Regions from separate parts of the Homo sapiens genome. Here all the other regions are linked to region 6. The links are chromatin loops, found by intact Hi-C in ENCODE. Cell type or tissue: heart right ventricle. All regions are shown on one strand. Region 1 has its middle 110 kb from the start of VPREB1. Region 2 has its middle 23 kb from the start of GNAZ. Region 3 has its middle 50 kb from the start of LINC02556. Region 4 has its middle 47 kb from the start of LINC01659. Region 5 holds the start of LOC107985554 (a long non-coding RNA gene). Region 6 has its middle 71 kb from the start of IGLL5. Region 7 overlaps RSPH14 (radial spoke head 14 homolog).

Region 1 (4,000 bases), 600 kb after region 6:
TGGTAGAAGCGGGGTGAGGGATAAAAGACTACTCACTGGGTACACTGTACGCTACTTGGGTGATGAGTGCACCAATATCTTAGAAATCACAACTAAAGAACTTATTTATGTAACCAAATACCACCGATTCCCTAAAAACCTATTAAAATAAAAAAATTAATAATTAAAGAGAAAAAAACACTGAAATCCTTAAAAACCCAAATAAATAAATAAGTAAATAAATAGAATATGAGAACCTCTTCCAATATAGACAGAACGAGAGGCAAGAGATGAAGAAGCAAGAATCCCGACAAGACATCACAGACTCTCCTGTCACCTTAGATGAACATAACTCCAAGAGTTTGATTTTGATGGACGATAAATTCAAACTTTAAAATAAATAAACAAAATCAGGAATAATCAACCTAAAGGCCCTCAAAGGTAGTAATGAGCCCTCTATGGGATGGGTGCAATTCAGCGAGAACAGGAAGAATCCCAAAAGGAGTTTGCAGTGTGAAAAAAGCCAGAACAAATGGGAAGATAATGTCTGATAACACTGATACATTCCAAAAAATGGAAAGCAAACAATAGTGACAGAGACAGATCTGTGGCTGCACAGGATAGCACTGGGGAAGGGAGGGAGGGAGATGACAAGGGGTCATGAGGGGTTGCTGGGGTTGGTCACAGGTTGCATAGCTGCGTGTTGGTGGTGATGTATTCAAGGATCAAAAAATGTCAACATTTGTCTAATTTCCTATTATAAATCTGGGTGGTTTATTAAATATGCATTATTCCTACATGAAAGGAGTTTTATTAAAAAAAGAATTGGCTGGAGAGAAAGGAAGCACAGGGATTCACACTGAGGAGCAGGGGGAGGAAGACACCACTCTGGAAACTCCTGGAAATGGGAAAAGGAGGATGACAGAGACACAGGTTTCCCATCAGAGGTGGGTCTGTGACGACACAGCTGTACCTGCCACCTCAGTCCAGGACTTCAGTGCAGAGACCCTGTGTCCCAAGTTGCAGGAAGCAGGATGTTCTGTTTCCTGGACAGCCTGTTCATGACTCTGAGGATGAAGGGGAGGAGGAGCCTCCACTCTCAGGCAGGGCCCTGGATGCCCTTGGACCCATGGGGGAAGCTACAGCAGCAGAAGCCACAGGCCGGGCCTGAGCAGCAGCTGCCGGGGCTCACCCTCCTGACAGAGGAGGAAGGGGGTTCTTGTCTCAGTTCCCCCTGGGCCTGGAGCACTGTGGGACCACTCAGGCTGTCATCCCATGCTGCACAGTAATAATCAGCCTCATCCTCGGACCGGAGCCCACTGATGGCCAGGGAGGCTGAGGTGCCAGACTTGGAGCCAGAGAATCGGTCAGGGACCCCTGAGGGCCGCTGATTATTACTATAGATGAGGAGTTTGGGGGCCGTTCCTGGGAGCTGCTGGTACCAGTATACATAATTACTTCCGATGTTGGAGCTGCTTCCAGAACAAGAGATGGTGACCCTCTGCCCGGGGGTCCCAGACGCTGAGGGTGGCTGAGTCAGCACAGACTGGGCCCAGGACCCTGGAAGTGAGAGAGACACAGACATGGTGATTGACAAGAGACGAAAGGAGACAAGAGGAGAAAGCAGGGCCCCATGGGCTTCCCAGGGCCCCTCTCTTGGTCCCCATCCTGTCACCTGCACAGTGAGTGAGGAGGGTGAGGAGGAGAGGGAAGCCGGCCATGCTGGAGATTGTCCTGAATCCTGTCTTCTCTACCACAGCTGAAGCTGAGCTTCCCCCAGATCTCTCCCTCTCTTCATACTCTGAGAGGGGGAGAGTCCATCCATGCAAATCAGATCCCCCCGGTTTTTGACCCCACCCTGAGCCCTGGGTCAGGCTCCTGGGCTTGAGTATGTCAGGGTGTGGCAGGGGTGGAGCTTTGTGGTCCCAGGGGGTGGGGAGGACACAGGACACAGCTGCCAGCCCTGAGCAGAGGACATCAGGCAGGGCAGGTGCCTGGTTCTGCTCTGATTACCCCAAGTCTTCTCAGAAATGGTCCCCAAGCGCCCCCTAGTGTCCAGACTAAGGCAAACCGTTCTATGATCAGGTGACCAGAGCCTCTGAGATTCACCGCTGCCTCCGCCCCGCCCTGTTTTCTGGCCACTGCCCCCGCTCCCAAGTCCCGGCCCAGTAAGGTGGCACCTGTGTCTCCCTCCTGTGACCTCAGGGCAGTCTTCACGCTCTACTGGACTCCTCAGGAGTGAATCTGTCTATGGCTCTTTGGCTGTACATTGTAGAGGACTCAGGTGATGTCTACACAAAGTCCTTTTATTTCAGGATCAAGCCCAGAGCGGGGACCGGCCCCATGGACTCACTTCCCCACCAGTGTTGGACACCGGGTCCTCTCCTCTCATGTGACTCCTCCCTGGTGGCCAGGGCTCCACTTCCTCTGTGGATCCTGCTGCGCTGAGGAGAAAGGGAGCTCTTCCCTCTGGGATGCCCTGGGGAGGAATTCCCAGAGGGTTTTTCTGGTAAATCTTTGTTCTCCCTCTACTTCCCCAGATTTGCAGTCATAGTCATCCGGATACTGTGACCAGGGATCTTGCCTAGGAGTCTGTCCTCCAAGCACTGAATGCCAGTCTGTGGGGGATCCTGGCAAATGTCTTTGGAGTGTTTCACTTATGAGCAAAAAGAGCAAAGATGTTCAGTCTTTGAACATGGGAAGAATTAAAATTTTAACTTGGTTTGACGACCAGAGTCTGTCCTCAGGTGAGCCTGATATGTGATAGCTCTTAGCATCGAGCACCCCAACTAGGATTTCCAGGGAAAAATTATGGTTCAAATTCAGTAGTGAGTCTTGTGGGGGTGGCTTGAAGATGATGAAAATTATTCATCTTTGGTCTGTAATGACATCTAGAATCTAATAAACTAAAAACAATAATCTTAAGAAAAAAGATAATTCTGTTAATCAAAATGAAAAATGAAATAGATTGTGTTTATGATTGCATGAGTTCTGGCATGATACACCCTGGACTCTTAACAAATATTTGTTTGGGGAATTTTACGTGGATGGAGGGAAACAGCTGGATGGTTATGTTGATATTTATACTTGTGAATGTATCATCAGGCAGTTGCAATACAATGAGATTTTTTATTTATTTGTTTGTTTATTTATTTATTTATTTTGAGCCGGAGTCTTGGTCTGTTGCCCAGGCTGGAGTGCAGTGGCACCATCTCGGCTAAATGCAACCTCCATCTCCCAGGTTCAAGCAATTCTCCTGCCTCAGCCTTCCAAGTAGCTGGAATTACCAGCACGAGCCACCATGCCCGGCTAATTTTTGTATTTTTTTAGTAGAGACTGGGTTTCACCATGTTGGCCAGGCTGGTCTCCAACTCCTGACCTTGTGATCAGCCCACCTCGGACTCCCAAAGTGCTGGGATTACAGGCGTGAGCCACCGCGCCTGGCCACAATGAGATTTTAAATGCTCCATTTAAACAACAAAATAGTGAGATTTATTGCAGGCATTTAAATAAAACCAGTCCGTATATGTAACTGAAATAAAATGGATGCTGTGTTTTGGGATTGCATTTCAAGGGTGTCATTATTTTAAATGTTCCTTTTAGTGTAAGCCATGCTCCTTTACATAATTTTCATAGTTTTTATAAAAAGTTTATTGTGTTTATATAACACATCAGGCATATTGTTTTATTTATTTCCAAGTAGAAATAAACTATTAGAGCTGGGCTTCACTTCCTGTTTCTTCTCATTGCTTTTTCTTTGATGATGCATAGATGTTCACAGTGAATTTTGTTTTCCTTTCCTCCCACCTTAATGAACAGGGGGTCACCGAGGCTGAGCAGTGTCTCACATACAGGAGAAGGCTGCCCACGGCCTCCTCCCTGCCCACGGATGCGCTTCCTGGTGGATGCCCCATCAGCTCTTAGGCTGAGGGCAGAGAGAGGAGCAGATCCACGGCTAAGGAACCTGGACACCCAGAGGATCTGGAAGGAAGGGGCAACAGTTGCGACAGTGAGCCCTGGA
Region 2 (4,000 bases), 88 kb before region 6:
GCCTTTGCTGTATCCCGGAGGTTTTGATAGGTTGTTCACTGTTGTCATTCAGTTCAAAGAATTTTTAAATTTCCACCTTGATTTCATTGTTGACCCAATGATCATTCAAGGGCAGGTTATTTAATTTCCATGTATTTGCATGGTTTTGAAGGTTCCGTTGGGAGTTGATTTCCAGTTTTATTCCACTGTGGTCCGAGAGAGTGCTTGATATAATTTCAGTTTTCTTAAAGTTATTGAGGCTTGTTTGGTGGCCTATCATATGGTCTATCTTGAAGAAAATTTCATGTGCTGATGAATAGAATGTATATTCTGTGGTTGTTGGGTAGAATGTTCTGTAAATATCTGTTAAGTCCATTTGTTCCAGGGTATAGTTTAAATCTATTGTTTCTTTATTGGCTTTCTGTCTTGATGACCTGTCTAGTGCTGTTAGTGGAATATTGAAGCCCCCCACTATTATTATGTTGCTGTCTGTCTCATTTCTTAGGTCTGGTAGTAATTGTTTTATAAATTTGGGACCTCCAGTATTAGGTGCACATGTATTTAGGATTGTAATATTTTCCTGTTGAATAAGGCCTTTTATCATTATATAATGTGTCTCTTTGTGTTTTTAAACTGCTGTTGCTTTAAAGTTTGTTTTGTCTGATATGAGAATAGCTGCTCCTGCTTGCTTTTGGTGTCCATTTGCATGGAATGTCTTTTTCCACCCCTTTATCTTAAGTTTATGTGAATCCTTATGTGTTAGGTGAGTCTCTTGAAAGCCACAGATAGTTTGTTGGTGAATTCTTACCCATTCTGTGATTCTGTATCTTTTAAATGGAACATTTAGGCCATTTAAATTCAACATTAGTTTTGAGATGTGAGGTACTATTCCATTCATTGTGCTATTTGTTGCCTGCATACCTTGGTTTTTTTGCTTTTTATTTGTATTTTTGTTTTATAGGTCCTATGAGATTTATGCTTTAAAGAGGTTTTATTTTGATGTGTTTCCAGGATTTGTTTCAAGATATAGAGCTCCTTTTAGCAGTTCTTGTAGGGCTGGCTTGGTAGTGGCAAATTCTCTCAGCATTTGTTTGTCTGAAAAAGACGGTCTTTCCTTCATTTATGAAGCTTAGTTTCGCTGACACCTTTTTCAGGCAGATTGGGGATTTCTTGGTTTGGATCCACTGCTGATGAGCTAGTGTGATTTTTTGGGGGGTGTTAAAGAACTTGTTTTGTCATATTACCAGAGTTGCTTTTCTGGTTCCTTCTCATTTGGGTAGGCTCTGTCAGAGGGAAGGTCTAGTGGTCAAGGCTGTTGTTCAGATTCTTTTATCCCACAAAGTGTTACCTTGACGTAGTACTCTCCCCCTTTTCCTAGGGATGTGATTTCCTGAGAGCCATACTGTAGTGATTCTTGTCTCCCTTCAGGATCTAGCCACCCAGCAGGTCTACCAGGTTCCTGTCTAGTACTGGAGGTTGTCTGCACAGAGTTCTGTGATGTGAACCATCTGTGGGTCTCTTTTTGTGGATACCAGCACCTGCTCTGGTGGAGGTGCCAGTGGGGCGATATGGACTCTGTGAGGGTCCTTAGTTTTGGTTGTTTAATGCACTATTTTTGTGCTGATTGGCCTCCTGCTGGGAGGTGACACTTTCAAGACAGCATCAGCTGTGGTAGTATGGGGAGGATCAGGTGGTGGGTGGGGCCGTGGGGCCTTCGAACTCCAAAGCGTATATGCCCTTTGTCTTCAGCTACCAGGGTGGGTAGGGAAGGACCATCAGGCGAGGGCAGGGCTAGGCATGTCTGAGCTCAGACTCTCTTTGGGCAGATCTTGCTACGGCTGCTGTGGGGGATGGGAGTGAGGTTCCCAGGTCAATGGAGTTATGCTCCTAGGAGAATTGTAGCTGCCTTTGCTGTATCATGCAGGTTGTCAGAGAAGTGGGGGAAAGCTGGAAGTCACAGGCCTCACCCAGCTCCCATGAAACCCAGAAGGCTGGTCTCACTCTCACCGTGCCCCACCCCACAACAGCACTGAGTCTGTTTCCACGCAGTCTGCGAGCAGGGCCAAGAACTTTCCCCAGGCTACCAGCCCCCAGCTGCGAAAGCAAGTAGGGCTTTTAGGCTTCCCTGTCTGTGGAGTCTGCACACTGGATTGGCGCCCTCCCCTGAGTTCTGGCCAGGAGACTTCCTGTTTGGTTGGAATTGTTGCAAAGTTCAGCTGGAGGTTTCCTTCTCTCTGTGGCCTTTTCCCAGTTCCTCTGGCAGCCCTCTCCAGGTAACCCTGTGAGACAACTCAGAAATGGCTTCGCTGGGAACCCAGAGAGCCCACAGAGCTTTTCCCACTGCTTCCCCTACCCCCGTATTTCCCTCGGCTCTCTAAATTGACTCAGCTCCAGGTATTGTCAGAATCTTCTCCTGTGATCTAGACTTCAGGTTCCCCAGTGAGGGTGTGTATTCAGGGCCAGATAATCTCCCTTTCTCACTCCCACAGTTTGGGCACTCACGGTAATTGGGGTGTCTCCCAGGTCCTGCAGGAGCAATCCACTTCCTTAAGAGGGTCTGTGGGTTCTCTTGGCTTTCCTGAATTATTCTTGCAATAGTTCTAGAGACTCCACATGCTGCTCTGGTCCGTTTGAGTGAAAGCTGCTATCTAGTTCTTCCTCCTGTCTGCCTTGATCCTCAGGAAAAAAAACCCATAAACTCTGTTAAATTTAATTTGGCTAAGGTTTTTCTTTTAACAGATGGTGTCAGAAGTGGGATCTGAGCTAGAACTTCTAGTAACCCCCAAAGTGCCAAGTGAGCAAGCAAGTTACCCACTGTGCCTGTTGTTTCCATTGCTCTCTCACAGCAACTGGGGATCTTGGTAAGTTCTCCCTCAGATTGTGAGGCTCCACAGATTTGCTCAGAGATTTGAGTTCTCTGAGTTTGTTTGAGCAAATTTTTGATCAACACTGGGTTTGGAAGTTCTGACAGAAACTGAACTGAGTCTACAATTGGATTGTATCTGATAATTAACTGGCTTGGATACAGTTAGGGGCCTCTTTTGTCTGACTGGGTCAGAAAGAAACCAGTAGCAGATGGCAATATTGCAGGGGGTGTAAACTTTGGCTTTTGGAAGTCCACAGGGATTTTTGTGTTTTCTACTTCCTTTGTTTCTTTTTTCCTGTACACTTAGGTATGGAAAAAAATCACTGACATAGTTGCTTGAGGGGACCTGAGAGCCAAAGTCAATATTTGAGGTAAAAATGGGATCCTTTATTTCTAAAGAGCTGAGTACCTTCTGGCTAATCTGTGTATCAGTATTAGGCCCTAGAGGGTGCTAGTAGTAGCAAAGGCTTACAGAAATGGCATTTTTTTTTTTTTTTTTTTTTTTTTGCTAGACAGAGTCTTGCTTTGTCGCCCAGGCTGGAGTGCAGTAGTGCAATCTTGGCTCACTGCAAGCTCCGCCTCCCAGGTTCACGTCATTCTTCTGCCTCAGCCTCCCGAGTAGCTGGGACTACAGAAATGGCAAAATCTTACTAAAGATAATTTAAAGTTACAGTGAAATGTTCCAAATGAACAACCCTGCACTTGAAGAAGTGCATTTGAAAATGAGGTCTCCCAATATAGTCTCATCTAGGGATGTCTATTGATATGCAGAAGCTTCTAAAAAGATTGCAATATTTTTATTTAAAGACTTTTAAAAAGGCAAATAAAAAGCTTAAGTTACTAATAGATACGAAAAATTAAATCTGCTAACCTTTTGGCTTAGTTGCTATGCTGCCCCAAAGGTGAAATGAAAGATATCCTAGATAAAGTATTTATAAAAGGTAGACCCTCAGTTAAAATAGCCTTGCTTCTTTTTCAGATCTATTCATGCTAAGTCCAGGCATACAGAATGCTCTCTTTGCCCTATTCCTTAAGAGGCTCCACCCTGAATTTAGTAATTTTAGCTAAGAAACAGTAGATAAGTTAAAAAGAACACCAACTGAACTAAAATACACCTTTCTGGAATTGAAGTGGCAATCTTAAAAGCCTTTTGTA
Region 3 (4,000 bases), 420 kb before region 6:
ATGTGTTTATTGGTGTGAAGCCTTCAGCTGCAGAGGGATGAAGAGGGTGGTCCCAGGCAGAGCAGGCCTGCTCCCTCCACCCTCAGGCTACTGACTCTGCAGCTCTGGACAGTGGCTGGGAGCTGCCAGGAGCCCAAGTAGGAGCAGGACCTGGGGATCTCCTCCCCACACATAAGCCGGTTTCTCTGATCCTGGTTCCTTGCCCTGTCTGGCCTGCCTTCCAACTGACACCACCATGTGGCTCCCTCACCTCATTGAGCAGGACTGTTGCGGTAAACTGAGGAACGGAGAGACCAGTATGAGAAACAGGAGGATTGTTTATTTTAGGTATGCGCCGGCTCAGTGGATTCATATCCAAGAAGCTGAGCATTAAACAAAGAGAGAGCGGGGGTTTTTATGAGCGGACTTACAATAAATAAAAGCAGTTACTCACGTGATAGGTCACATAATCTATAGCATAGCATAACTTGTGGCCTTGTAGCTGCATTGAAAGAAAAACAAGAACTGGCTAAATACAGACATTTATAAAACATAATCATGCATTTGGACCCATTCCACAGATGGAGAAGATGAAGCACAGGAATGGCATAAATGACTTCCTCCATGTTGTACATGCAGTAGGTGCTAGATTCTGGCACCAAAGCCAGTGCTTTGTCCTCTTCCCCTTTCCTCAGTGGCTTTCCTCTCTTTACCTGCCCCAAAGGCTGTAATCTCTAACATGACCCTAAGAAAGAGAATGGAACGGATTTCTTATTAAATATATAAATAGAGATAATGCCATCCGAATAACGTTTTATGTTCCCTGGTCCCAGTTTTTCTAATCAATAAAGTTTTTAACTCTTCCCTCCTTTTTTTTTTTTTTTTTTTTGATGCAGAGTCTCATCCTGTCACCCAGGCTGGAGTGCAGTGGTGCAACCTCAGCTCACTGCAACCTTCGCCACCCGGGCTCAAGTGATTCTTGTGCCTCAGCTTCCCAAGTAGCTGGGATAACAGATGCCTGCCACCATGCCCGGCAATTTTTTGTTTAGTAGAGACAGGGTTTCACCATATTGGCCCAGGGTGGTCTTGAATTCCTGAGGCTCAAGCAATCCACCCGCCTCAGACTCCCGAAGTGCTGGGATTACAGGCGTGAGCCACCGCTCCTGACCCTTCTTTCTCTTCCTTCTTCATCTTTCATCCTTTCTCCTCCTTCCCCTTCTCCCTTCCTCCTCCTCTTTCTTCTCCTCCTCCTCTTTTTCTCCACTTCTCCTCCCCTCACCCCCTCCATTCCCCTTTTCTCCCCTCTCCTCCCCTCCCTCTGAAGGTAGAGAGCTTTCCTCTGAAACACCTTGAGCTGTTTTTGCTTTTAGACATGGCTTACAACGGTTTCCATCTTCCTGTGGGTCACAGGTTCACTGATATTTAGTGAACAATTTCTGAGCACTTTGAAACTTGAAATATGCTAATGCTCACTGTTCTATGAGCTTTAGATATAGAATTTTGTTTAAACCTCATAAAACTTCGTGAGTGAGATAGTTTCCTTCTTCACATTTACAGATGGGAAAAATGAGCCTTAGGTTAAGTAAACTGCCCAAGGTCACACAGCTAGTCAGTGGCAGAGCTGGGAATCAAACCCAGGCACTCAGGTGCCAGAGCCTACATGCTTCACCCTGGGCCTTCAAAAGATGAAACATCACACCCTGCTTAGCAAGTGGGACATTTATATTTCATCTGAAGAACGTGTGCCCCAAACTGCATGGGGAGGGGAGGTGGTGCCTGGTGGGCTGATGGGACATTCCTGTCTCCTCCTCAGGTTTTGTTGTGGTTCCCAGGCGGTGCCTTCGAGACTGGCTCAGCCTCCATCTTCGATGGGTCCTCCCTGGCTGCCTATGAGGACATGCTGGTTGTGATCGTCCAGTACCGGCTGGGAATATTTGGCTTCTTCACGTGAGTCTCTTCAAATGATCGACATCCCAGATCCCCAAGGGGCAGCAGTGCAGTAGCCATAGACAGTGCCCAGCAACCTAAGAAGGAGTGAGCCTTCCAGGACATTGAACAAAACTGGCCCTAGTTCCTTAGGTAATTTTTGCTGCCGTAGCAGATAAATCCCCAAATTTTGGTGGCTTAACACAATAAAAATCTTTTTCTCACTTGAGTAAAGTTTAATTGAGCATCCCTGATCAGCAGATATTCTTCCCCATGGTCAGCCAGGGATCTGGCTCTTTACATCTTGAGCTCTGATGTGGATTCTCTAGGGCCCCGGATCTTCTGCATTTGGCAGGTGGGCGGAGAAAGCATGGAGGACCATGCAAGGGAGAGTCTCCTGGCCCAGCCTGCAGGTGGCACTCGTCACTTCTGTTCACTCACCATTGGCAGAACTCAGTCACATGGCCACATCCAGCTGCAAGCGAGCTGGGGCAATGTAGCCCCACTGCATGCCCTGGAAGACAGGACACTGTTTGTGTGAGCAGTTGGTAGCGTCTACCTGAGCCTCACCCCAAGGCTTCTCGAATGCTCACCTGAGAATCATCACTCCATCACAGTGGCTTCCCTCCTCCAATCATGCCTAACATGTATTGGGTTATCAATGAACCAGGCATGCATTATTTCAACTCATCCTCAAAATAATCCTTCAAGGAAGATTCTCTGTTGTTATCTTCATTTCACAGCTGGAAAATGGAGGCCCAGAGAGGCCAAGCAACTTCCCAGGGGTCACAAAACAGAGCTAGGTCTCTTGACCACTTCTATTATCCTGCCTAAAACATGGCAGGAGAAGTCCTGACCAGGGACCAATGTAAGCAAAGAGAAGTGAGAGGTGGGGCCAGGATTATGCTTGGGGGTCACTGTCACATACTATGGGAAAATCAGCAATGATTCAAAATATGAATCCTGCCCTACAGAGGCTCCTGACTATGGGGGACATAATGCAGGGACAAAAATTTCCACATTACCAAGAAGGACATGGTTAATTCTCCAAGAATGAGAGGCCATGGGGCTGCGGAAACAGAGGAATGAGTTGCAAGGGATTGGGGAGGCTTCGGAAGAGGGGTGGCATTGGAGTTGCACCTGAAGGATGTGGTTGGGTTTGAGGAGAAGGGGTTGAGAGAACGTGTGCTCGGCAAAGGGTGCTACCTGTGCAAAGGTTAGGAAGTTGGAAGGGAGGTAGCAACACATGAGGATGAAGCAATACTTTTGCAAACTGCACTGGGCCTGTAGGCCTGGAATGTGGCTCTGGGAGTGCTGTGCAGGCAGGACAGGCTGACGGGGTGCCCTGACCCGAGCAATTACACTTCTAGCTGCTCTATACATTAGGATTCTGCGTAAGATTCCTTTGATAGGAACGTTTTCAACAATTGTTTATCATATCTGGTTTGAGCATAGGTAGATGAAGCTACAGCAGGAGATGGATGCAGAAAGGCAAGGACAGGCCTGACAGGGAAAGACCTTGAATGCCAGGCCGTAAATGGAGTTTGGGCTTTATCCAATACAGATTGAGGGACCAGGAGTACCTTTCTCAGAGTAGTGTACCAGGAACCTCCAGAGCAGAACGGAGGCTGAGCCAGGGGTGCCCAGCTGCAGATACGGACCCCCAATGGGAGGCACCGTCTTGATGCGGGCCACGGGGTGGTTGAACCACAAAAGCAATAGCTAACATGTATATAACAGGTGTATATGACATGCTTATTGTCTGCCTGGCACCGTCAATCTTCACAACCATGTGGAGTGGGCACTATCCCCATTTTAGACATGAGAACCATTGAAGCACAGCAGGTTAAGTGACTTGCCCAAGGTCACCCAGATGATAAGTGGCCAGGCTGTGAATCCTGTGCTCGAGGCTGAGATAGTAACCACTAAGGTATAATGCTTCTCAGGATAAACAGATGGAGAAATGGGGACCAGGGTGGGAGCCACAGAAGAATGGAGGTAAAATTGGCAGGGCTTGACTCTTGACCAGATGCAGGGGACTGGGAGAGAGAAGGTGGAGGCAGAGCCAGCTCAGTGGTCATGGATAGAGGAGGGA
Region 4 (4,000 bases), 430 kb before region 6:
GGGGTTCCCCACTCACGGGGTCATATACGCTAACAAAGGCCAAGCGCCCTGCCAAGCGGTGTCCTGGATTGGGGTGGGCGTGGGGGTTCGCCTCAGGTCCAGGCTCCGGGATGTCGTGCAGGACAGGGCGCGGCTGCGGCGGGGGCACTGGCTGGAAGCCGGAACTCCCGGCCTCGAGGGCGAAAAGTGTGGCCAGAGCAGTGTGCTGGGGGGGCCGTGGCCCCGTTGCCAGGCCGGCGCCTCCCTGGACATCATTTGCAACGGAAGCCGCTTCCTGCCCATGTTGCCACAGTGTCCAGATGGCCTCGAGGAGCCTGGTTCAGAGGGTCTGCCCTGTGCCCTTGCCCCTCCTCTGCTGCCCAGGAATGGGTTGGGAGGGCAAAGAGGAGGAGAGGCTGGGGCGCCCAGCATGGAGACCCGAGTCCTTCCTGCTGGAGCCGGGCTGCAGCGCAGGGCAGGGGCCAGATGGGGCTGTTCTGCTGTCTGCACTGCCGCCTTGATGTTCCATGCCCTAAGCTCGTTTTATTTATTTTCTATTTTTATTTTTTAAAACAGGATCTCACTCTGTTGCCCAGGCTGGAGTGCAGTGGTTCGATCACAGCTCATTGAAGCCTCCAACTGGGCTTGAGGGATCCTCCCACCTCAGCCTCCTGTGTATTGGGGACCACAGGTATGCGCCACCATGCCCAGCTAATTCTTTATTATTTTATTTTTGTGGAGACTGGGTCTCGCTATGTTGCCCAGGCTGGTCTTAAACTCCTGGCTCAAGTGATCTGCCCACCTCAGCCTCTCAAAATGTTAGGATTACAGGTGTGAGCCACCTTGCCTGTGCTTGGCTGTTCCCAAGCTTATCTCAAAAGCCAGGGAACAGGCCCTGAGTGGATGGAACTCGGTGTCACTGGGCTAGCCACAGCCCTCAGAGGACCCTATCTCTGTGCCCCCTCCTAACCTGGGCTCTTGGCCCACACCCACCCAGGCTGCCTGTCAGGGTCTACTCCCTCTCCAGCCCTCAGAGCTGCCCTATGGGGAGGGTTGGGGGTCCCAGGAAACCTGGCCGAAATGGCCATGGGCCCTGGCATGGGCACTACCCTTCATGTCCTCCCAGGGCCTGGGCTGTGGCCTGAGGTGTGAGTGCTCCTTTGCCTCAGGAGGGGAAGAGGTGCGTGGTGGCCTTCGGTCAGGGCCCATGGGGCTCCAAGGGTGGTCTTGGGCCTCCCAGGTTCCCCTAGACTCACAGCCAGGAGGACGGGTCTGCGGGGGGCTGTGTGAGGGATGCGGTGGCCTGCAGAGTGCCCCACCCTGTCCAGGGCCAGGGTGGCGAGTGGACACATGCCCCGAGTGCCGGGCAGCCTCCCCTGCCTTCCCACCCTGTGGGGCACCCCCGAGGGGACAGAGAACAGATGAGGGCTGGGTCCTGGGAACAGGGTGTGGGGGAAGGGCAGAGTGCTGGGGATGCTGAGCCCATGACCTCCCTGTCCCTGGGGCCTTCCCATGTCAGAGGTGAGGCTCAGAGAGGTAAGGGCTCACCTTTTGTCTGCCCCGTCCCCAGCATGGCTAAGCCGCTCCCAGGGTGCGGGCCATAGCAGGCCATTTGTCTCCCTCCTGGGTGAGGCTCTGGACACGGCTTTTCACATTTTTTATTTAGGAATCAGAGAGAGATAAGAATGTCACCTCTCATGGACAATGTGGCCCCAGTAAATGACTGTCAGCCAGGGTGTCCAGGGCTCCAAGGCCCCAGGAGGTGGCCATGCTGGGGCTGCCAGGCCCCTGGCTCCAGGGTTGCCGGGGCTGAACTGAACGTGCCCACCCCTGCCCAGGCCCAGGCTCCTCCCTGTGAGGAGCCCACCGGCTTGGCCAGTCCACCTTCTTGGCACTTCCTGCCCACCTGTCCCTTCTAGTCGGAGCCTGGGGAGACAGTGGAGCCTGGGGAGACAGTGTGGCGAGTGCCTGATGGTCGGTGCCAAGGTCATCTCCCAGGTCCTTGCTGGGGCCAAGAGCCAGGACTCCTTACCCGTCCCCTTAGCTGCCCTGTGCCTGCCCAGCACCTGCTGGGACTAGGCTGCCTATTGGAGCAGGAAACACGGTGCTGGGCTGTGAGCTCCCAGGGCCTGTCTGTGTGTCCCAGTATCAGGCTCCTGGGTTGAGAGAGAGATGGGGGGTGGGTGGGGAGCAGGTGAGGAGCGGCAGGCCCCCTGGAATCCCTCCATGGCCACCCCTTGGTCTCCGGGACTTGTGTGCGGCAGGTACGGGCTGGAGCTGTGGTGCAGTTCCCAGTTTCACCACCAGATGGCACTACGCCCCTGCAGACGCAGTGCCCAGAGCAGGCCAAGTGGTTTGGGAGCTGCAGCTGGAGCATCCAGCAGGGGAAGCTCTGGGAGGTCAGGGGCAGTGCTGGGGGAGCCACCTCCCCACTTGGATCCGAAGTTCTCATGGAGGCCTAGGGCAGGGGCTGACCAGGTAGCCAGAAGTTCCCTTGCTGAGTCTAGGGTGTCTGTCCCACATTTCACATGGAGACGAATCATCCCAGACACCCCGGCACTGTCCCGGGGCAGTTTGCCACCCCTCCCAAGGGGCAGGGCTCCTGTCTTGGGGTCTTCCCAAGCATAGTAGCCTTCGGGCAGCCCCGGCCTGGCCCCAGGTTGTCCCACTTGTCAGTGGGCAGCTGGGGCTGGGGGAGGGGTCCCAGCTCCTGTCCAAGGTCATGACTGCCCCTGACCAGGGTGTGGCAGCCGCTGTGGCCTGGGTCAGTGAGGCCGTGGATGGAGGGTGGCCCGGGTGTAGGCGCTGCTCTCAGCTAAGAGAGACCTCATTTGGAGGAAGAACCAGGAACCAGAGGGATGGCCGGGTTCCCAGCGAGCAGGAGGCCAGCTTAGGGTCAGCAGGGGCACCCTGCAGGGACTCCAAGAGGCAAACCAAACCACATGAAGAGTCATCTGAGAGGGAATGACGGAGGCTGGGGAGGTGGAGCCCCCACCTCCAACTGCTGCCTCGGCCCCCACAGCAGGGGAGGGTGGGAGGCTGGTCCTGGCTCTGCCCTGGGAGATGCCACCTGGGCCTTGGTCTGGGGAGGAGGGCTGGCCGGGAGGCTGGATACGGCCACTGCTCTGGAGTGACCACACCATTTCCACCCTGCTTGCCTCATTCTTCTCATGGGGGCCTCAAGGGGACACACCAGAGGTTTACTGGGGACAGGGCAGGGGAGGGATCTCAGCGCTGGCCTTCTGGGGCCCTGCGTCCACTCTGCCCCTTTCTGACCTGGGCTGGGGCCTCTGCTCTCCTCCGGGCCTGGAGACAGAGCCCTTTTGGAGGCCCTCAGGCCCGACAAGCCTGTTCCTTGGAGCCAGGCTGTGGGCTGGGTGTATTCTGGTGGGATGGGGGATCTGGGGCATGGGGTGGGAGTGGGGCTGGGAGTAGGTTGAGGTTGGTGCCTCAGGCTCTGTGGAATGGGACTGGGATGGCTGCAGACCCTGGGCTTTGGGGTCTGAGCCCAGCCCTGTCCCCAGGCAGGCTGCCCCCTGCAGCCCTGGATTCCCATGTTGGTTGGAGTTGCGATGAGAGGTTCTGGGGCCTCCTTTGCTTCTGTCCAGGACACACAGCTGAGAAGTCACGGTCTGCTGCCTGACTGTGGGGGTTTCAAGCCCCACTGGAGCATCCAGGCAGGCCCTTGGGCGGCAGGGCCTCGTGGGGGCAGGAGGGGACCCTGGGAAGTCGGGAACCAGGCCAGGGAGGGAGAGAAGGCAGGAGCACAGTTGTGGGTGTAGGCACCCACCCCGTCCCGAACGATGTTCCTCCCGGCCCACCCCACTCCAGTCCTCTGGGCCGGCTGCCAGAGGGTGCTGCTTGAGGCCACTTGCTTCCTCAGAAGAAGGTCTCACCTTCAGAGCCAGCCTTTGAGCTCCTGGTGACCTCAGCCTGTTGCCCTTGACCCTGAGTTTGCCTAGATCAAGTGGGAGGCCACTCTTTGGGCCTCAGTTCTCCCGTTCCCAGGGAGCAGGTCCTC
Region 5 (4,000 bases), 330 kb before region 6:
CACATCACCCACATGGTCTGTAAGAGCAGGTGTTATTTGCAGAATCAGAAAAAATAAAAATAAAAAAAAAAGGTTGTAACTTTCTTTTTAAAAATTAAACACCTAATTGTGGTCTGGCGTGAACACCAGCACCTCATGCGATGCCCCTGCCCGCTCTGTGGAATTTCCCTGGGTGCGGCTGGGAAACGGGACTTCCCACAACATTCGTTCACTCAGTCGATCCACAAACCCCAGCTAAAGCCCCTACGATGAGAAGGGCCCTGCACTGGTGGGGACAGAGAGGTGTACACGCCATTGTTACACAGTGATGCCACAGCAGAGGGCAGCCATCCTGGGGGATGTGGGAAGCCCCTACAATCAGAGCAGACCCCGCTGTACTATGGGGCAAAGAGTTAAGGCAAAGGGGACTCCAGGCCACTGTGGGGCACAGGAAGCAGCTCAGTGCTGGAGAAGTCGTGGGGTGCAGGGGGAAGGGAGGGAGGCGAGGCCTGGAGAAGAGTGGGCTGGGCTGTGGGCGGTAAGTTGCAGGGTGGGGTTTGCATTTTAGAAAAACTACCTGAGACTGGGGATGGAGAGGCCTGGTAGTGGGGACCCTTTCTGCAGGGATATCCAGAGCTACAAAGACCAGGGAGGAGGCCACAGCCAGGGCCTGGCCAGGCAGCCAGAGATGACTAAGAAGCCTCACTGATGGAGAATGGCATTTAACGGAGGGAGAGCAGACCACGGTTTCTGGCTTGGCCATGCGGGTGGATGGTGGTGCCCCTCAAAGGGACAGGACATAAGAGGAACAAGTTTGGGGTCCATGAATAATAGGTTTGGTTTGGGGATGCAAGGTTGAGTGCACGGGGCAAGGAAGAGATAGAAAGAAAGGTAACAGGGAGGCAAGGAGAGACAAGCCCGGGACCACGGGGCAGCGTAGGGTGTCACGCTGTATTGCTCACAGACAGGACCCGGGAGGAGATGCAGGGATGCAGGGAGGCCCACGAGGGAAACACCAGCGTTTATGAGGCAGCCAGAGACAGGGGCCCAGGAGAAAGATTATGTTATGAAGGTGCAATCTGCATGTCATGTAATTCATCCATTCCAAGTGTAGGGTTTAAAGAATTTTAGGAAATGTAAATGTGAGCGCAAACAGCACCACAGTCTTTTCACGACACTGCTCTCACCTAAAAAGTCCCCCTTGGGTTCATCTGCAGTTAGTCCTCTCTCCCAACCCCATTCCCCAACAATCCCTGGTAAGCTTTCTGTCTCCACATTTTGCTGTTTCTAGGAACTTTTTTTTTTTTTTTTTGAGGCGGAGTCTTGCTCTGTCGCCCAGGCTGGAATGCAGTGGCACAAGCTCGGCTCACTGCAACCTCCGCCTCCTGGGTTCAAGCGATTCTCTTCCCTCAGCCTCCCAAGCAGTTGTGATTACAGGTGCCCACTGCCTAGCCCGGCTAATCTTTGTATTTTTAGTAGACACAGGGTTTCACCATGTTGGTCAGGCTGGTCTCCAACTCCTGAGCTCAAGCGATCCACCTGCCTCAGCCTCCCAAAGTGCTGGGATTACAGGCATGAGCCACTGCGCCCGGCCTCGAGAAACTTACACAGTGCAACTCATGTGTTACCAGCCTTCACTGTTCTGACAGCTCCAGTAGCTGGGGGAGACCCCCACTTAGAGGGAAAGGAAAAAAAAAGTAGTATCCATCCAGCTCGACAGAGCAGCCAAATCTGCTCTGCTGTGGGGTGAAGGTGCACTGCTGACAGCCCTCCTGGCTTGGACCCCACACTCCCGGGCACCCCTGGGGATGTCTGTCAAAGTCCTTGCCAAACCCCTGCAATTACTCGATCCACCTGCAGGGGGCAGCTCACCAGCTCCCAGGATCTGAGACAGGCTAGGGGAGAGGGCAGAGGCCACTCCGGGAAAAACAATTCCACACCCAGAAGGCATCAACCAGCACAAACACTCCACAGCGGCCAGGGTCAAAGGTGTCCCGTGGTCATCTGAACAACCTCCCTGTTTCCCCACACCCTGCCCGATGAGTCCTTCCTGGGTGGAGACCCTGGCTCGGCCGCTGCAACCCTCCTCCCCAAACCAGTACTTACTTGAACTCTGCTTAAATCCAGTGGCTGAGTGGACGATGACATTCAGAAACCCATAGAGCCCCGGAGACTCATCATCTGCGCAAGAGATCAAAGAGGTCAGCTTCTGTTGTCCCGGGAAAGGGAGGCAGGTGACAAGCTAACTCTGCTTCAAAATCAACCATCCGGTGGACACTGTGTGGCTGCCATCTGCCTGGCACAAGGTAAGCCAGTGTCATGGGCCAAAAACATACTCATCATGATTTCTGTCTTGGGGATCTCAGGATCCAGCTGGTTTCACAATACAGGCAAACCAGTGACTCGAAGTGTAATAAGGTTCCAAGGACAGCAGAGGGGGTCGGGGTGATGTGGGATGTGGGTGGGGTGTGTGTGGACACATGTGCATAGCGTATGCTGTGTGTGTGACTGAGCATATGTGCAACAGTGAATGCAAAACAGCTTGACCAAAAGTGCCGGCTGGCAGGTAGCTGGAGGAGAGGAGGGCTGGGAGGACGGGAGTGGGGCCAGATCCAAGGCACAGAGCATCTGAGGAGCGTCTGCTGCAGCCTTGTGACTAGGAACAGAAGCCGTGCATCTCCTCAACCACCCAGCAGCAGCCACTCAGGGAGAAACTGCTCCTAACCCACCTTGTCCACTCCTGGGAGGAGACAAGAGGCCCTAACAAGCATAGCTCTTCCTTCTGAACCAAAGTCCACTAGTCCCATCAAAAGTGCTAACAGGAAGGGGGGATCAGCCTTCAGGCTAGCTGCCTGCCCTCCCTGCAGGTGCCCTGTACACGGAAACGGGGGGGCCCACCTTCCTTATTGATGGTCAGCGGAATGCTGTGGACAGTCTGGAGTTTCACACACGAGTTGGTCAGCATCTGCAGCTCCACGGATGTCAGGGAGAAGCTTCTGAAACCTGGGAGGTTGGAAAAGAGGTGCACCAATTGGTCAATCTGCTCCTTGGCCCTCTGGCCCCTCCCACTGGACCTCCACCACACACCCTGGGGAAGGGGCACGGCAAGAACTGGTGCCAGGGCTTGGGGGCTCAGGAGAGGGCACTTGGCTCTCAAGTGCAGTGCTGGTCTGGCGGCAGAGTGAGGTGTGGCCCTGGAGAGCCCAGGCCTGGAGGAGTCTTAGCATGAGACTTACAAACACACACATCCCACGCTACCTAAGCACAGCCACAAGGCAGGTCTGAGAATGAGTGGCTGGACTGGGAGCACCTCCCTGTGAGGTCTCCCCATACAGACAGCAGCATGGCTCTGCCCGTCCTCTGCTAACACAGGCCCCCGTTTCTCCACCAGGTGAGGAAAAGGGGCTTATTTCTGGGCATAATGCTGAACAGGGAACAGAGGCTGCCACTCTGGAAATGGCTGGGGCTCCTATGTTATGACAGGAAACCCTGGGACACAAGCACTGGCAGGGCTGCCCGGAGATCCTTGATCCCCCAGGCCACGGTGGCATTGGGGGCCGAGAGGTGGCTCTGCATAGGTGAGAATGATGAGCCTGAGGGCGCGGGAGGTCAGGCCAGGCCAGAGGCATGCAGAGCCCCAGCTCAGGGTGAATCCCAAACCTCCAAGGAGGGAACCGGGTCTGCCTTCCCCACCGACACTGCCAGGCAGGACCCGAAGGAAGGAGCGCCCTGACAGAGGGAAGTGCCCAGAGAAGGAAGGGGCTGCCCCAGACAGGAGGGAGCGCCCCTGAGCTGAGAGCGGGCAACCCCGGCCATATGAACAGGGCAGTGGGGCCAGCACAGTGTGAATGCCCAAGTGGGCCCAGCCAAAGGCCCCTTTAGCATCAGCACCTGCTGGGGCAGGGAAGGCCCAGGGGGCGGGGAGTAGATGAGGAGAAATGGGGGAGGCCAAGAAAATGGGGTGGTGGCAGGGTCCCAGAAAGGACTAGGGGGCAGGCCGGGGGTGCGGTGTATGGGCAGC
Region 6 (4,000 bases):
CCTCTGAGTACTCTACCTGATGCTTAATGAATTATGAGATTTTCTGTACTTGTTGATGAGGTCAGGCATTATTTTCAGCCCTGAATTTTCTCTGGGGATTGTTCTGTTCAATGCTTTTGGGTAGTCTTTTTCTTGGCCTCAGGTACATTCCTCATATGCATACACTGATCACTACTCAGTATAATACTTACACTCTCGTATTTGCAGAGTTCTCTTTCTGTTAAGCTCCCTCCTCTTTGGTACTCTGCCCTATGAACTCCAGCGGCCTGGGATCCCAAGCAGCTCTGTTTCTTCAACTCGGGGAGGCCAGTGGGCTGTGGTTACGTTCTCTCCTCCTTGAGCCTCAGACTGGAAACTCTCCATGCAGTAATCTGGGGCAATCGTGGGGCTCATCTTATTCATTTCTCATCTCTTATAAACCACTATCTTTCATTGCCTGATGTCCAGTGACTTAAATATTTTGTGTTGTTTTTAAAATTATTCCAGGCCTAAAAATAAATCCAGCTCCTGTTACTCCATGTTGACCAGAATGTATAATTGTTATTGCTGTTTTTTTTCTTTAAAAAACACCTTTATTGAGATGACTTATCCAATTAAACTGAGGCTCATTTGCAGGGATAGTTTTTGAGGTCAGTGTTTGAGGTTTGCTTTGACCCCAAGAGGTCTGTTTTTAGCCATGTCTTTTCCTGGTTCTCTCTGATAAACTAGCTGGCCTATGGTCTAGTTTATGTCACTAATGAACTTACCAGTTTCCTCTCAATTGCTTTTTGCCCAAGCTTCATTGTTTTGAAAGTCCCCTTAATGTTGAACTTTGTACTCATTTGCAAATAAAGTCAGTTCATTCGGGAAGGGCTTTAGAGCTCTCTATGTCCTGCCTTTCCTCTTGGGGAAATGTTTCAGGAGCTTTTGGCTATGGCTCTGGGGCTGGGTGGGGACAGTGGTAGGTAGCTACTTTCTGAGTGACACCCCTGCTTTAGGAGGTGGGTGCTTATTGGAGAGTCTATTGTATTCCCAGCTTGCTTCTCATAGCATGGAACCTCTACTTTACAAATGAGCTGGTTGATGGTGCCAGTATTCTCAGTGTGTTGCACCCAAGGCAGGGCTTTTGTCCCACAAGTAGGGGCTGAGCAAAAGAAGAGAGCCTCAACCGATTACTACAATCACCTGGAATTTAGTCTCTGCAACAGGTAGCTGGGGTGGGAAGAAAAATGCTGATGGATTTTCCTTCTTGGGAAAATACCATAGCCCTTGACTGGGAGCTGGGTGGAGACAGTGCTGTGTCCTTGGCTGTACCCACCTGGAGTGGAGTTTCTGTCACATTTTGCTGGCAGTGGGAGGAATGGAGCAGGTCGTGGTTGAAATGCCACAGACCCTCCCATTTCTTGCCAGGTTTTAATAGATGTTCTTGAATTAAATGTTTTTTTATTTGCTGTATGCCCTAAGGCCATTTCTAGAGACTTTAAATAAATACATATATCTTAAATATTTTATACACACACACAATTGCCCATTCTGGAAGTGGAAGTCCCCCGTCTCCACCCCCAGGAGGTTTTCAACACTCTAGATGTGGATGCCCAGCTGACCGCTCACTCTGCCTCCCACTGCAGGAAGACTCAAGGATAGATGCCCCAGTGAGTCAACCTCCTAGCTTCTTTTCAAATTCAAACAATCTTTTCTCTAGCCACACCTTGGTTCATAGGCTAAAACCCTTGTTACTTGGATTTGACCTTTTTGAGAATTTTTGGAGCGTGCACAGTCTTGTTGAACCCTAATGCAACCAAGTAGTTGTGTAGTTCTCTTCTAGGGTCAGATTCACTCTCATCAGATAATGTGTGGACCCGGGAAACAAATTATCTGTACATGCTGGCCGTCTCCCTGCATTTCCGCCACCTGGTGGGCAATTTTCACATGGACTGCCTTGAATCTGGATTATATTTGGTGGTCTCTGGCACCCTCCGGTGATGAGATATTTTAGCCCTGTGTTTTGTGGTAGTTTGACCGTATTTCATTTGTGATGAAGTGATTTTTGACCTGTATAACTGCTTTACAAGGAAACACACTTGGAGCTTGTTCACTGAGGGGCTGGAATAGTCAATCTGCATCCATGTCCACAGGCTGTTGGCTGGCATTTCTTCGGTGATGAGTCTGGTTTAGCCTCATTGTGAGAACATGCAAGGTGTGTGCATCCCTGGGTCTCTAGTTTAGTGTTCCTTCCAGGTCTTGGGCACCTATCCCAGCAGATCTTGGTGGCAATCATGAAGGATATCCTGGGGACATCACAACATAGTCCTCTCCCAGTTTTGCTGGCCAGCAGTGAAAAGACCGAGAGGCTGCTTTCGGGTCTTGTTTTTACAACTAGACCTTCGAAAGACATAAAGCATCTGTGTCCCTGCTTTGTAAGGTTCCAATCACCCCAGATCTTTTTCTTCATCCCCATGAGCAGTGGGGGGTCACGTTAACAATTTGGATCCAGTTATTCTCAGCAGCTAATGTCCTTCCAGCAGAGAGGGCGGACGCTGGGACTGTCCCATCATCGATGTTCCTCCAGCTCAGCCATCTTCTGGCTGCTGGACCAGATTGTCTGACTTTATTACCCAAGGGCTGAAAGGCTTATTGTCCCTGTGGCCACTTGGAAGCTTATGATCTTTGACTCCTGAGCTGTATTCTGTCATCCATTTAGCATAATATAGCGATCAGTCCAAGGACTCCAGTTCCTTATTTTACTTGTGAAGGATCATTTAGAAAAAAAATTCAACCTCCTTAGCAGTAGTTTGTCCTGGAATGTTGGTTTTATTAATAATTACTGTGGGTTACACCTCCCCTGCCTTCTCACCTTCTTTGAGGTTTCCCACATGAAAACCCCTGACACTGACTGAGGGATGGTCAGATTTTTAAAAATGTGACATTGGGGTTTTGAGGACCAGCATTCACGTCCATCCTGTATGAGGCCATCCTTGAAGTCAGAAGTTTTCCACTCTGAACCATCATTAGAGGAGTCATCGCTATGGTGACATGATGGTTTTCTCTCTTTCCATGAACTTGGAGATGGGGAATTATTTGAAAAGATAGAGAGCTGAGTGTCCAACCTCACTCTGGTCATATGACGTCTCTAGGGGAGCAAAGGCTAAAGGAAATTGGTTTCCTCCTTGCTGTGCAATGCACTAGCTTTTGGACACATGGCTGTCCTGTCACTTTTTACTGGAGCTAGGCCCGAGGCATTTGCAGGAGTGTAATTTATTTGGCCCCAAGCTGTGACACGTTCTGGGTCCACCGGAAATTCTTGATTTCTTTTATACTCTGCTGGGCGGGCTTCTCTAGGGTACTTATTCTAGGAATAAATCTCACGAATCTTTGTGGGCTTTGAAGTCCACATTGCTCCTTGGAGAGGAGAGAGCATCTGCATCCATTCTTTGCTCACCCACCACCCCCGAAGTGGCCATTCCAAAGAAAGCTGCCTGTGTTCTCACTGGCTGATATCTATCCCCATTTTAACCTGATTTAGATGGGGCTGACCAGCATTTATGGTTTGGTCACAACGCTTGCCTTCTGCAGTTCCCTGTGGCAGCTGACTGTTTGCATTCTGCAAGATGAATGCCTGAAGGCTTCATTTGACTTCATTTGATTGAAGGTCTATCATAGTAGCAGTTCGGAGATGACCTTCATTTCCATGCCATCTTTTGATGCTGAGATATTGTGTCAACCAGGGTAGACTCAGGAGGCAAACCACACCAGTAATTTGAACAGGGATTTTTTCAGAGTTGTTAAACTATAAAGAGTGGTGAGCTCATGAAAAGGATAAAGCAGGACTGTACAACGTTCATGAGTAGCAGATTCAGAAAGCAGCTACCGACTCACGCGGAGTGAGTGAAGGAACTAAGAGCTTGAGAATGGGACCCCAGGCAAGGCTGAGATTCAGACTTTTCCAGGAGAGCATGGTTTTGCTGTGAGCTGTAGCCTGCCAGAGGCCAAGACGCTTGCCAGAGAGTGTGAGCAGAAGCTG
Region 7 (4,000 bases), 170 kb before region 6:
AGGGCTTCCTGGTACCCTGGAAGGAGAGTCCCCTAGAGCATCTGCCAGGGAGGGCATCGCTGGGCCAGGGAGAATGTGTTTGCCTTCAGCTTTGCTGGATATTGCAACTGCTTCCAGCCCAGCCTCTGGCCTCCAGAGAGCCCGGGGCATATCCCAGCCTGATGGATGTGCTATGGTGTTTCACTGTGATATGGCTTTACTGTCCCTGTCCTGGTGAGAGGAAACATCTTCCCTCTGCCTGACACCTCATCAGATTCCTCTCCTGCCCAGTGCCTCTGGAGAGAGTGTGTTCATTCTGTTGCCGAGTTGTTTTTCCATTTCTTATTGATTTGAAGGAGTGTGTAATTTATCCTGGATTCCAGCCCTTTGTCGGTTACCTACATTGCAAATATCATTTCAAACCAGGCTGTTTTCTTGGCTTCTCACTGTGCCTTTGTTGATTCACTGGTGCAGCAGTCTTTCTTTCCTTCTTTCCTTCTTTCTCTTTCTTTCTTTCTTTCTTTCTTTCTTTCTTTCTTTTTCTTTCCTTCTTTCTTTCTCTTTTCTTTTTCTTTTTTTTTTGAGACAGAGTCTCACTCTGTCGCCCAGGCTGGAGTGCACTGGTGCAGTCTCAGCTCACTGCAACCTCCACCTCCCGGGTTCATGCCATTCTCCTGCCTCAGCCTCCCGAGTAGCTGGGACTACAGGCACCCGCCACCATGCCCGGCTGATTTTTTGTATTTTTAGTAGAAACGGGGTTTCACCGTGTTAGCCAGGATGGTCTCGATCTCCTGACCTCATGATCCGCCTGCCTCGGCCTCCCAAAGTGCTGGGATTACAGGCGTGAGCCACCATGCCCGGCCTTCTTTTTCTTTTTCTTTCTTTCTTTCTTTCTTTCTTTCTTTCTTTCTTTCTTTCTTTCTTTCTTTCTTTCTTTCTTTCTTTCTTTCTTCCTTTCTTTCTTTCTTTCTTTCTTTTTCTTTCTCTTTCTTTCTCTCCCTTCCCTTTCTTTCTTTCCTTCTTTTCCTTCCTTTCTTTCTCTTTCTCTCTTTGTCTCTTTCTCTTTCTTCCTCTCTCTTTCTTTCTCCTTCTTTCCTTCCTTCCTTCCTTCTTTTCTGAGATGCAGTCTCACTCTGTCACCCAGGCTGTACTGTAGTGGCATGGTCTCAGCTCACTGCAAACTCCACCTCCCAGGTTCAAGTGATTCTCCTGACTCAGCCTCCCGAGTAGCTGGGACTACAGGCGTGTGCCACCATGCCCAGCTAATTTTTGTATTTGTAGTAGAGACGGGGTTTCACTATGTTGACCAGGCTGGTCTTGAACTCCTGACCTCACGATCCTCCTGCCTCGGCCTCCCAAAGTGCTGGGATTACAGGCGTGAGCCACCATGCCCAGCCTTAGCAGTTTTTCATTTGAATAATGAAGTCAATTTCATGATTTTTTTTCCCTCTGGCCTTTTTTTTTTTTGAGTGCCGTGTAAGATAATCTTTCTTTACCCTGACTCATGAAGATATTCTGCCATATTTTCTTCTAAAATGTACGAGTTTGCTTTTCCCCATCTCCTCCCCTTGTCTTTTTCTGCCATCCACCAACACTGGGCGCACCATTAGGAGTAGGGGGCTGTGGTACTGACAAGCTCACGAACAGAAGCCTCAGTGAGGGTCAGGGTGGGGAGCCTCGGCCCTTCATCGCGGGGTTTACTGAGTGCTGCTCATGATCTGTGAAGGGCCCAGAAGGGAGGCCTGGGACACCGGGTATGCAGGGGACAGTTGGACAATGAGCAGAGGGAGGAAGGGAAGGAGGCAATGTGGCAGACGCCCAGGAGATCTGTTCTGGGGGTACACTGAGTGTCGTGGCCTCTGGATTAGCGAGTGTGACTGTGCCCCAGGTGGTGTCCTTCATGGGCCTCTGGGTGGGGGGCCTGGGGGGTGGCGAGGGCATCTATTTCAGTGGCTCTGTTCTTACCAGCGTGTGACCTTGGGCAGTACCATCACCTGTGGGAACGTGGGTGTCACCTGTGTGGCTTAGCTGGGACAGTCTCTGAGCAGGGCTTAGCTGGCTCCCAGTGAATGCTGGTGGCCATTGGTATGGTTTCCTATCAGTGGCCACACTGGAAGGCCGTTTTCACCATGGCACCCTCTGCACCTGGCAGGGCGCCTGGCATGTGGCTAGCGCTCAACAAATATTGGCTGTTTAGTAGGTTTTATGTCATACTTTAAAGGATCAATTGCTGGTTGTCTTCTTGCTACAGTTCACTTACCTGCTTGCTCATTCCTTCATTCATTTGACAGTATGTGTTGGGCCCCTGTTTTGTTCTGGCCACCGTGCCTCAGTTTCTTCCCCTGTGTCATGGGTGTCTGGGAGAGTGGTTTCAGAATCCTTGCTCTGGCCAAGTCTGACTTGCATGATTTCCCAGAGTAACCAGGAGGGGGCACCCCAGGACTGAGGATTGTCCCAAGTGGGCCCTGGCCCTGCAGGGGCCCTGGGCCCAAGCTGCTGCGCTCACCCACACGCATTCCTCTAAGTTCCTTCCAGGCTGGCTACTCATGCGCCGTGGTGGTGCCGTGTCAGGAGAGGAGAAAATAGGATTGTAGAGACAGATGTCACACACAGGCTGCCAGCCCAGGCTCCCTGCCAGCTGGGCCCTGAGTGATGCACAGGGTCTGCTTCTGCTCCCCAGCCCGATGAGAGGGGGAGGCCTGGCAGGCCAGGAACCAAGAGGCCAGAGTGTCCCTATCGGTGACCATCATTCCTGCTAAGTCCAGGAATGGAGTAGAACCCCATGAGAAAACAGGTTTCATTTTTGTGGGAGAGAGAGTTCTGTGGCTGAAATTGACAATTCTTCTCTAACCAGATTTTGGGGTGCAGTTGAACAGCTCAGGGTCCCCCGGAAGTATCCCTCTACCATCCCACTGGTCCTGACTGGGCACACCTGTGAGTCTGTTCTGGCCCTGCCTCCAGTCTCCCTCTCCTTGTGCCAGGCTCTGAGACCCCAGCCCAGCTTTAGCAGCAGCATGATGGGGCCTGTTCTGACCCTGACTCCACACGTGTGCAGCCCGGGGGTGGAGATGGATGACCCTCCCAGCCCGGAGGAGAGCACCAGCCCGAGAGGAGGAGGGAGGCAGCAAGGATGCGCCTGGGCCCTGCCTCTGGAAATTGGCTCCGTGACCTTGGAAAGGAGAACTGGGCTTGGGAAGGGGAGGGTGCCGCGGGTGAAATGTCTGGATGCAGTTTGATCCAAGTCATTTGGGGGTTCAGGGGACATCCCTGGAGTCATAGCATCTAAGCTAGGGAGAAATCTGGGGGTCTACAGCTATACCACCCAGAATGCACCCAATGTCATCTGAACCCCAGGTACGTGGGCTGCTGGAGAAGCAAAGTAGGTGCTCCCACTGCAGTGAGCCGTATGTCTCATTCCAGGCTAGTGGCCTTGGGTGGGCCACCACTGCACCCTGTCCCTCTTCAGCAGCCACCCGTGGACACCCAGCTTCCTTCGATGGACCCAGAGCAGCCTCCTCCTCCTCCTCCCCTTGATGCCACAGGGTGAGGGGTGGAGGCCAGCTGCCCTAGAGGAGCAGGCCCTTTTCTGTCTTGCCTGCCCTCAGGGCAGGGTGCACCAGAACCCCAGGCACATCCTCAGCCTGACAGTCTTTGGTGGGTAGTTGTACCCCATTCCTGGACTTAGCAGGAATGATGGTCACTGATAGGGACACTCTGGCCTCTTGGTTCCCGGCCTGTCAGGCATCCCCATCTCGTCAGGCTCATCTGGGTGAGGTGAGCTCATCCAGGGTGAGGTCCAGCCTCAGTGTTGCCTCAAGTCCTCATGGTGCAGTGCAGCCCTTCCTGGCACTGTCCCCTGAGCCAGATGGACCATTTGTTCTGGAGGGCTGACGTTGGAAGTAGGGTGCCAGGGCCTGTTGCCACTGTGGGGATCTGGGGAATGTGGACAGAGTAAAGCCCCTCAGGTCCTGGCCTGGTGGGGTCACATTGTGTGATGCTGATAAGTCATCGCCTCTCCTGG

What was found. Hi-C counts contacts between places; a loop is a spot of excess contacts. Peaks named below come from ENCODE experiments on the same cell type or tissue, not always from the same donor. Only the 100,000 strongest peaks of a DNase experiment are listed, where the experiment ranks them.
Region 1: a loop joins it to region 6, with 4 times the contacts of the local background. A loop is called at or near these places in 4 of 110 quality-filtered maps.
Region 2: a loop joins it to region 6, with 8 times the contacts of the local background. A loop is called at or near these places in 8 of 110 quality-filtered maps.
Region 3: a loop joins it to region 6, with 5 times the contacts of the local background. A loop is called at or near these places in 55 of 110 quality-filtered maps.
Region 4: it touches region 6 in a loop (22-fold over the local background); 56 of 110 quality-filtered maps call a loop at or near these places.
Region 5: a loop joins it to region 6, with 9 times the contacts of the local background. A loop is called at or near these places in 54 of 110 quality-filtered maps.
Region 7: a loop joins it to region 6, with 32 times the contacts of the local background. A loop is called at or near these places in 106 of 110 quality-filtered maps.

Annotation. Positions count from the first base shown.
Region 1 is chr22:22,355,495-22,359,494 of GRCh38, reverse strand. It overlaps IGL and IGLV1-47. Among named protein-coding and RNA genes, the nearest start is that of VPREB1, 110 kb to the right of the region's middle. RefSeq lists a silencer at 1,835-1,934. In heart right ventricle, a CTCF peak has its summit at 2,037 (motif pointing left); a DNase peak (open chromatin) is centred at 2,024; H3K27me3 peaks cover 2,104 bases.
Region 2 is chr22:23,045,634-23,049,633 of GRCh38, reverse strand. No RefSeq gene overlaps it. Among named protein-coding and RNA genes, the nearest start is that of GNAZ, 23 kb to the left of the region's middle. RefSeq lists enhancers at 1,335-1,835, 1,836-2,336. In heart right ventricle, no CTCF peak of the experiment used is centred here; a DNase peak (open chromatin) is centred at 2,143; H3K27ac peaks cover 2,489 bases.
Region 3 is chr22:23,374,807-23,378,806 of GRCh38, reverse strand. It overlaps the pseudogene CES5AP1. Among named protein-coding and RNA genes, the nearest start is that of LINC02556, 50 kb to the right of the region's middle. In heart right ventricle, a CTCF peak has its summit at 2,356 (motif pointing right); no DNase peak of the experiment used is centred here; H3K27me3 peaks cover 1,597 bases.
Region 4 is chr22:23,384,366-23,388,365 of GRCh38, reverse strand. No RefSeq gene overlaps it. Among named protein-coding and RNA genes, the nearest start is that of LINC01659, 47 kb to the left of the region's middle. RefSeq lists an enhancer at 1,333-2,315. In heart right ventricle, a CTCF peak has its summit at 2,275 (motif pointing right); a DNase peak (open chromatin) is centred at 2,285; H3K27me3 peaks cover 1,114 bases.
Region 5 is chr22:23,288,499-23,292,498 of GRCh38, reverse strand. BCR (BCR activator of RhoGEF and GTPase) reads right to left here. Exons shown (of 23, transcript NM_004327.4): 13 at 2,878-2,982; 14 at 2,086-2,160. LOC107985554 (a long non-coding RNA gene) reads left to right here and starts at 1,971. Exons shown (of 3, transcript XR_001755448.2): 1 at 1,971-2,285. RefSeq lists an enhancer at 87-266. In heart right ventricle, CTCF peaks have their summits at 1,625 and 1,836 (motif pointing right); a DNase peak (open chromatin) is centred at 1,861.
Region 6 is chr22:22,957,296-22,961,295 of GRCh38, reverse strand. No RefSeq gene overlaps it. Among named protein-coding and RNA genes, the nearest start is that of IGLL5, 71 kb to the right of the region's middle. In heart right ventricle, a CTCF peak has its summit at 1,917 (motif pointing left); a DNase peak (open chromatin) is centred at 1,905; H3K27ac peaks cover 1,867 bases; H3K27me3 peaks cover 839 bases.
Region 7 is chr22:23,127,016-23,131,015 of GRCh38, reverse strand. All of the region lies in intron 4 of RSPH14 (radial spoke head 14 homolog), which reads left to right. Among named protein-coding and RNA genes, the nearest start is that of RSPH14, 13 kb to the left of the region's middle. RefSeq lists enhancers at 2,297-2,576, 2,433-3,020, 3,021-3,610, 3,975-4,000. In heart right ventricle, CTCF peaks have their summits at 2,193 and 2,393 (motif pointing right); a DNase peak (open chromatin) is centred at 2,405.